Linked DNA regions of Homo sapiens: all the other regions are linked to region 1. The links are chromatin loops, found by intact Hi-C in ENCODE. Cell type or tissue: endothelial cell of umbilical vein. All regions are shown on one strand.

Evidence for each region. Peaks named below come from ENCODE experiments on the same cell type or tissue, not always from the same donor. Only the 100,000 strongest peaks of a DNase experiment are listed, where the experiment ranks them.
Region 2: it touches region 1 in a loop (8-fold over the local background); 6 of 110 quality-filtered maps call a loop at or near these places.
Region 3: it touches region 1 in a loop (24-fold over the local background); 2 of 110 quality-filtered maps call a loop at or near these places.

What each region holds. Positions count from the first base shown.
Region 1 is chr4:111,630,245-111,632,744 of GRCh38, reverse strand. LOC105377366 (a long non-coding RNA gene) reads right to left here and starts at 575. Exons shown (of 6, transcript NR_188427.1): 1 at 341-575. In endothelial cell of umbilical vein, CTCF peaks have their summits at 948 (motif pointing right) and 1,861 (motif pointing right); no DNase peak of the experiment used is centred here; H3K27me3 peaks cover 207 bases.
Region 2 is chr4:110,969,431-110,971,930 of GRCh38, reverse strand. No RefSeq gene overlaps it. Among named protein-coding and RNA genes, the nearest start is that of MIR297, 110 kb to the right of the region's middle. In endothelial cell of umbilical vein, a CTCF peak has its summit at 1,083 (motif pointing right); no DNase peak of the experiment used is centred here.
Region 3 is chr4:111,163,380-111,165,879 of GRCh38, reverse strand. No RefSeq gene overlaps it. Among named protein-coding and RNA genes, the nearest start is that of MIR297, 300 kb to the right of the region's middle. In endothelial cell of umbilical vein, a CTCF peak has its summit at 1,119 (motif pointing left); no DNase peak of the experiment used is centred here.

The DNA of each region.
Region 1 (2,500 bases):
AATATCCATTCTGCCTTTTGTTGCAGGTAAACCAAGGCCATTTAGGTAATGTGTTGCTTTTGTCTTGATTGTTTATGCCAGTTATGAGCAAACATACAAGCGAAGTGCTAAAGGCAAGCTGTCAAGTCATTGTACTGAGAGCTGGGCTAGAAATTCGAGTTGAATTACTTAGTTAATCGAATGTCTCAATGTAAAAAGAGTGTGGAAATACTGTTTTGTGGTAGCTTATTTCAGAGACAGATCTGCTTAGATCTCTGCTACCGTTTTTTCCAATTTCCTACCAAGAGTAAATTGGTTTTGCTCACATTATTGCTCTTTCTCACGTTTCAGTTGGTCTTACCAGAGAAAATGGCTCAATGCGGTAGCAATGATTTGGAGAATACCAATCCCTTGATTTAGGCGACAGGTTTTTGTTTCTTCTCACCCATTGTTCTGGATGCTTTTTCTTCTTTTTATAAACAGAACAGAACAAAAGACTATTGTTCTTAACGTGCACTGCATGTGCTAGTAACGTATAAGGGAAAATATAACAGGAGGGGTTTTCTTTTCCAGTTACATATTATACCACTGCCTAACAGAAGTGCTAGCAGCATAAAATGATGCAATAAACCTCTCTAACAGTAGCTGATTTGTATGCAACAATGACCATAAGGGTAACTCTTCAGCAAACCTGAATCTCATATATAATGCATAGCAGTTAATAAATCATAGTAAAATCAGATGGCTTAGAGCCAACAGTACCCACCTAGTAATGGAAAGGGGTGGAAAGATTTATAGAGAGACAGATTCTGTCTGGATTTTGCTTTTAGGATGCTCAGCAACTGCAGTGAAGTATCTGACATGGTTTCTAGCTAGGCTTGTATTCTGTTCATTCACTCCATCTTTTTGTCTGAAGATCTTTTGCATAGAGCTGCTACCCTTTTTCTTCTACCACCAGGTGGAGTGTTTTCTACCATTATTTAAGGTTTTGCACTTCAGACCAATACAAATCTTATGAGGAGAAAATGTTCTTTTTGAACACCTCATTTTTAAAATAAGTTTTTAGTGAGCTGCTTTCCTCGATCAAATGCATTCAGATAAATATACCTTGAAACCACTTCTCAAAACACTAATTTTGCTTTAAATAATGTCACATATCTTGACAGAGAAGCAGAGTTATATTTTTTGCTTTATACTTTCAGAACAAAGTGTTCTTAGATGTGCTTATTGGATCTCACTGCCAGTGTTTTACTGGCTCTACCATGTGAATCTTAAAAATGCAGAATTTGCAAATTTGTCACATGTCAAGGAAAAGAATATTGAGGACAACATGTGCCATACAGATCTGAGAGAAGCATTTACTTCAAATCTGTTTCTGGTTATTGGTAGGTCTTGGCCAATTTCCGGTGCTGACATGGGCTATTGAGATGTGTGGCAAACATGTCACCTCAGAGTTAGAAATATTTGAACCTACTGAATTATGATCCTCTACAAATTCTTAGCATTAAAAAAAATGAAGATAAATTGCTGAAGTAGGGGTAGGTATAAGAAATTGTTAATGCTTCCACTTAGTTTTCTACATAATTGTCTATCATGTGCAGACTCACATTTTTATTTTAGATTAAAACTTTACATTTTTCATTTACTGCTGGATTTTGATGAAGTGTGGAACAGGGATCATCTTCCTGAATGCTCTAATACTCATGTACATATTTTCACTAAAAAACATCGTGTATCATACTGTCTCTTTAATGAGGTATGTTGCAATTAAAATGGATAAAATAGCATATAACATCTCAATCTTTTTTTTGTTGTCTAGAGCATTAGAATTTTTTCCTTCAATTATGGTAACCACAAGATGGCAGTAATTCCTTATTAAATGGATAATCTTCTCTGCCCTGGATAGCTGGATAGTGACTGACTCCTGGTAAGAGAGGAGGAAAATAAAGAGAAGCCCCTCTTTGCATTAAGGGTGAAAATAAAATGGCGCAAAGGTTGAAAATAATAGGAGTGGCCTAAAGTAGAGTAAAATGGTTTATCCTGATGTCATTAGGTTTTCAGATGGCAAAAATTTCAGGAGAAATTGTGTCATCAATCAGACTAATCCTCTAGCAGGCAATATTGTAAAATGAGTACTTTGATATAATCTGGGGATGTGACTAGTTTTATTTCTATGTGTAGTAATTAATTGCCTCGTGACTATAAAATCTTAGGCTTGTTTTGGCAGGTTTAATCCTTGGCTCTCATGTGATAGTGCTGCATTAATGACAGTGATTGTAGGCAATAGTTTGATAGTCAGGGATGGTTCACTGCAAAAACAATCCTATGTCCCTGAAATAAATATTAATTCAAAACAAAATAACTGGTGACAAAAATACATAATGAAGTGCCCTAACATTATATGTGCCCTAGAACTCTCTGTGCTTGAGGAACTCAGAACAGATCATATTTCAAGGGAATACTGGTGTATACAGGAGTATAGACAGCAAAGCAAATTGGAAAATAATAGAGGTTTTTTTTG
Region 2 (2,500 bases), 660 kb after region 1:
TTTAACCTTAAACAAAGGCAGATTCAGCAAAGCAATAGATAGACTGCAGTGGGTAGAGATGAAGACGTGGAAATAGCAAAGGCAGACTATACTTTCAAGACTCTTGGCTGAAAAAGGTAGAATCTGGAGTGGCCCAGCAGCCTTCCTGGTGCGGGAGCAAAGAATCTAGATCTCTTCACTAAAAATCCAGGAGTGCTGATCTACATCTATAATGAGAGAGTAAGGCAGAGGAGAGGAAGCAAAGGTAACTATAACAATATCATTAAAGTGCTGTTCTTATGGTCTAAGGCAAGTAAGGAAAATAGTAAACCCAGAGAAGCATAGGTAGACATGGAGAAAAGTGAAGAGTTAGAGGAAGACAGTAGTGATTTCATGGAGTAAGAAAACAAGCTAAATAGAAGAAAGAGTCTGCGAGAGATAAAAGATCATGTAGTTATTCTAAAAAAGCAGAGAACATGTAATGAATATTTGACAATAGGAGGGTGTTCAGGAATCACAAAATCAAACGTGAGACCACAGAGCTGGGTTGCTTTTGTGAAGCTGGATTGGAGGAGTTGGAGTCCACGAGATGGAGGAGCTGAGAAGCTGGGTCTCTCATGGGCTTTCACATAGACACTGTTATCCCTCCAGATCATGGCAGGGGTTGAAGTACAGAGAAAGGCTGAGTTACTTGCCAAAGTTTTTGTGGGGTGGGGAATGAAATGTGTGGAAGACCTAAACAAAATAAAATAAAGGGTTTATTAATAAACACGCGCTTACATGGGGTAGAAGTGAAATTGCCTGCAAGGAAGCAGCAGGAAGAGGCTAGAAGAATGCTGACTTCTTGCAGAACCATATTAGATGGCTCGTGGAAGAACAAGCATCCTCTATTCTTTACCATTATGAAGTGATATTCTGGAGGTTGGGATAGACAGGAGGTTCTGTGAAGTGACTGAGAAATATACTAAGTTACTAAGGTACTCAGCTTTAAAACCATGCTCTCTACTCTGTTTTGTGATTCTAGGGTGTGATTCTGAAAACTCTTAAGACTTATTTCTGCTTTGCCAGCTGCTCCCTGTTATGCTCTGACGTTAGGGGGCACCAGAGGGAGGCTGAAAGACAGGAGAAGGCACTGGGTCCTTCCTGTTTCTCTAGGATGACCTCAGAAATGTTGCTTCAACCTGGTAGTGGCTGTTTATTCCAGTAGTAGCAAGCGACTCCCATTTGTGGTTCTCATATTCCCATTCCAGCCTCATGATTCCCCCTCAGAAACATCACTCCAGTCGTCCAGGGTCCCCTTCCTGGGGGTCTGATTCCACCTCTGCTGGGCTGCTCCTCTCAGCCTCTAAATTTTAATAACCTCAACTTCTTAATACTGCATAATCCATTTGATTACAAGTTTACAAAATTTAATGTTTAGTAATTTTTAATAAACATGAAAATCTAATGGTTGACTAAAAAATTTTTGAAAATTTAAATATTTCAAGCAAACAAAAAATGCATAGAATATGATGAGCTTCACGAACTCTTAACATGTTGCTGTGTTTTCATTTTTAAAAGAGGAAATATTACAAGTAGAGTCGAATCCCCTTTGAACCCACCCCAGGCCACATTTCTCTTTTCTTCCCTCTACAGACTTGACCAATATCCTGAAATTGGCATGTATATTTCACATGTATATGTTTTACTAAGTATATATTTATCTAAAAACAGTATACAGTATGTTTTAAATTTTGTAAATGATATCATTCTCTGTATGATTATGCATCTTACATTTTCACTTATCATTGGGTTTTCTAGATGTATACCTGTTGATACATATGCCTCTACTTCATTTAGTATCTTTCTTTATTGCCTTGTATAGAACAGCCAGGATAGAGTATTTCTTTTATCCACTAATCATCATCTCCATTTTCTAACCTTTCCTGGAATGTGACTTAGAATATGTGCCTTCTACAATTTACTAGAATGCTAAAATATTCCCTAAGGTTATTGCACCAAATTATATTCACACAAGCAGTGCATGAAAGTTCCCACTGCTCCACATACTCAGCAACACTTGATATTTTCCAGACTTTCAATTTCTGCCAACCCAATAGATGTAAAATAATATCTTATCATTGCTTAATATAAATTTCATGGTTCTAAGCATCTCTTGATCTGTTTACTTGCTATATTAGTTTGCCTCTTCTGTGAAGTCCCTGTTCATATCCTTTACCTATTTTATTGGTTCATATATCCTTTTCTTCTCAATCTGTAGAAATCCTTCATTTGTTGTACATTAATTCTTTATCACTTATATGCATCCCAAATATCTGGGATAGTTTTACTTTATATTTTCCTATTTTTATATAACTTTTTTATATACAGAGATTTTTATTATTTTGAAATAATTAAATATCTCAGTGTTTTTCTTCATGATGTGTGGGTTTTTTTGGTTTTAAGAAATGCTCTTCTAAGAGCCAGATGCAGGGCCAGGGAGGCCGAGGCATGAGGATCACTTGAGGCCAGGAGTTTGAGG
Region 3 (2,500 bases), 470 kb after region 1:
CTCTTCTGGCTTGTAGGGTTTCTGCAAAGAGATCAGCTGTTAGTCTGATGGTCTTCCCTTTGTGGGTAACCTGACCCTTCTCTCTGGCTTATAGTATTTTCTGATGGTAGTTTATATCTCTGTGGAATCAGTGGTGAATCTGACGATTATGAATCTTGGAGTTGCTCTTCTCAAGGAGTATCTTTGTGGTGTTTTCTGTATTTTCTGAATTTGAATGTTGGCCTGGTTTGCTAGGTTGGGGAAGTTCTCCTGGATAACAATCATGATGTGTGTTTTCCAACTTGGTTCTATTCTCCCCATCACTTTCAGGTACACCAATCAAACGTAGGTTTGGTATTTTTACATAGTCCCGTATTTCTTGGAGGCTTTGTTCATTCCTTTTCATTCTTTTTTCTCCATTCTTTTCTTCAGGCTTTATTTCAATACTTTGAATTTCAATCTCTTATATCCTTTCTTCTGCTTCATTGATTTGGCTATTGATACTTGTGTATGCTTCGCAAAGTTCTTGTGCTGTGTTTTTCAACTCCGTCAGGTCATTTATGTTCTTCTCTAAACTGGTTGTTCTAGTTAGCAGTTCCTATAACCTTTTATCAAGGTTCTTAGCTTCCTTGTATTGGGTTAGAAAGTGCTCCTTTAGTTCAGAGGAGTTTGTTATTACCCTCCTTCTGAAGCCTACTTCTGTCAGTTCATCAGACTCATTCTCTGTCCAGTTTTGTTCCCTTGCTGGCAAGGAGTTGTGATTCTTTGGAGGAGGAGAGGCATTCTGTGTTTTTGAATTCTCAGCCTTTTTGTGCTGGTTTTTCCTCATATTCATGGATTTGTCTACCTTTGTTCTTTGATGTTGTTGACCTTTGGATGGAGTTTTTGGGTGGGCATCCTTTTTGTTGATGTTGAAAGCTATTGCTTTCTGTTTGTTAGTTTTCCTTGTAACAGTCAGGCTCCTCCTCTGTAGGTCTGCTGGAGTTTGCTGAAGGTCCACTCCAGACCCTGTTTGCCTGGTTATCACCAGCGGAGGCTGCAGAACAGCAAAAATTCCTGCCTGCTCCTTGCTCCGGCAGCTTCATCCCAGAGGGGCACCTGCCAGATGCCAGCCACAGCTCTGCTGTATAAGGTGTCTATCGCCCCCTGCTGGAAGTTGTCTCCCAGTCAGGAGGCACGGGGGGTCAGGGACCCACTTGAGGAGGCAGTCTGTCCCTTAGCAGTGCTCAAGCACTGTGCTGGGAGATCTGCTGCTCTCTTCAGAGCTGGCAGGCAAGAACATTTAAGTCTGCTGAAGCTGCACCCACAGCTGTCTCTTCCCCCAGGTGCTCTGTCCCAGGGAGATGGGACTTTTATCTATAAGCCCCTGACTGGGGCTGCTGCCTTTCTTTCAGGGATGCCTTGCCCAGAGAGGAGGAATCTAGAGAGGCAGTCTGGCTACAGTGGCTTTGCCACACTGCAGTGGGTTCAGCACCCATTTCGAACTTCCCAATGGCTTTGTTTACACCATGAGGGCAAAACCACCTATTCAAGCCTCTGTAATGGCAGACGTCCCTCCCTGAACCAAGTTTGAGCATCCCAGGTCGACTTCAGACTGCTCTGCTGGCAGCAAGAATTTCAAGCCAGTGGATCTTAGCTTGCTGAGCTCCATGGGGGTGAGATCCGCTGAGCAAGACCACTCCACTCACTGGCTTCAGCCCCCTTTCCAGGGGAATGAATGGTTCTGTCTCGCTGGTGTTCCAGGCACCACTGGGGTATGAAACAAACTCCTGCAGCTAGCTCAGTGTCTGCCCAAACAGCTGCCTAGTTTTGTGCATGAAACCCAGGGCCCTGGTGGTGTAGGCACCCAAGGGAATCTCCTGGTCTGTGGTTTGTGAAGACTGTGGGAAAAGCATAGTATCTGGGCTGGAATGGACCATTGCTCATGGTACAGTCCCTCATGGCTTCCCCTAGCTAGCGGAGGGAGTTCCCTGACCCCTTGTGCTTCCCGGGTGAGGGACACTCCTCCCTACTTCCGCTCTCCCTCCATGGGATACACCCACCATCTAACAAATCCCAATGAGATGAACCAGGTATCTCAGTTGGAGATGCAGAAATTACCCACCTTCTGCATTGGTCTTGCTGGGAGCTGCAGACTGGAGCTGTTCCTATTCGACCATCTTGCCAGCCCCCTCTATACAACTATTTTTAAATATTGATAAATGTGCTTTTAGTTTTCACTAGTTTTTTTTTCATTCTATAGTCTTAATCCCACTAAAGCTAGACTATGAAGCTGGAGCTTTCTATTTGGGTTAAAAATAACAATTGAAATTCAGGTCAGAATCAACAATAAACTTGGAGTATAAAGTTTATTTCATAAACAATAGATTTTTCAAATAATAAAAAATTATTTGTTTTTATTATTTATTTTTTAGAGACATGGTGTCACTCTGTTGCCCAGGCTGGAGTGCGGTAGTGTGATCATAGCTCACTGAAGCCTTTAATTATTGAGCTCAAGTGACTCTCCTGCCTCAGCTTTCTG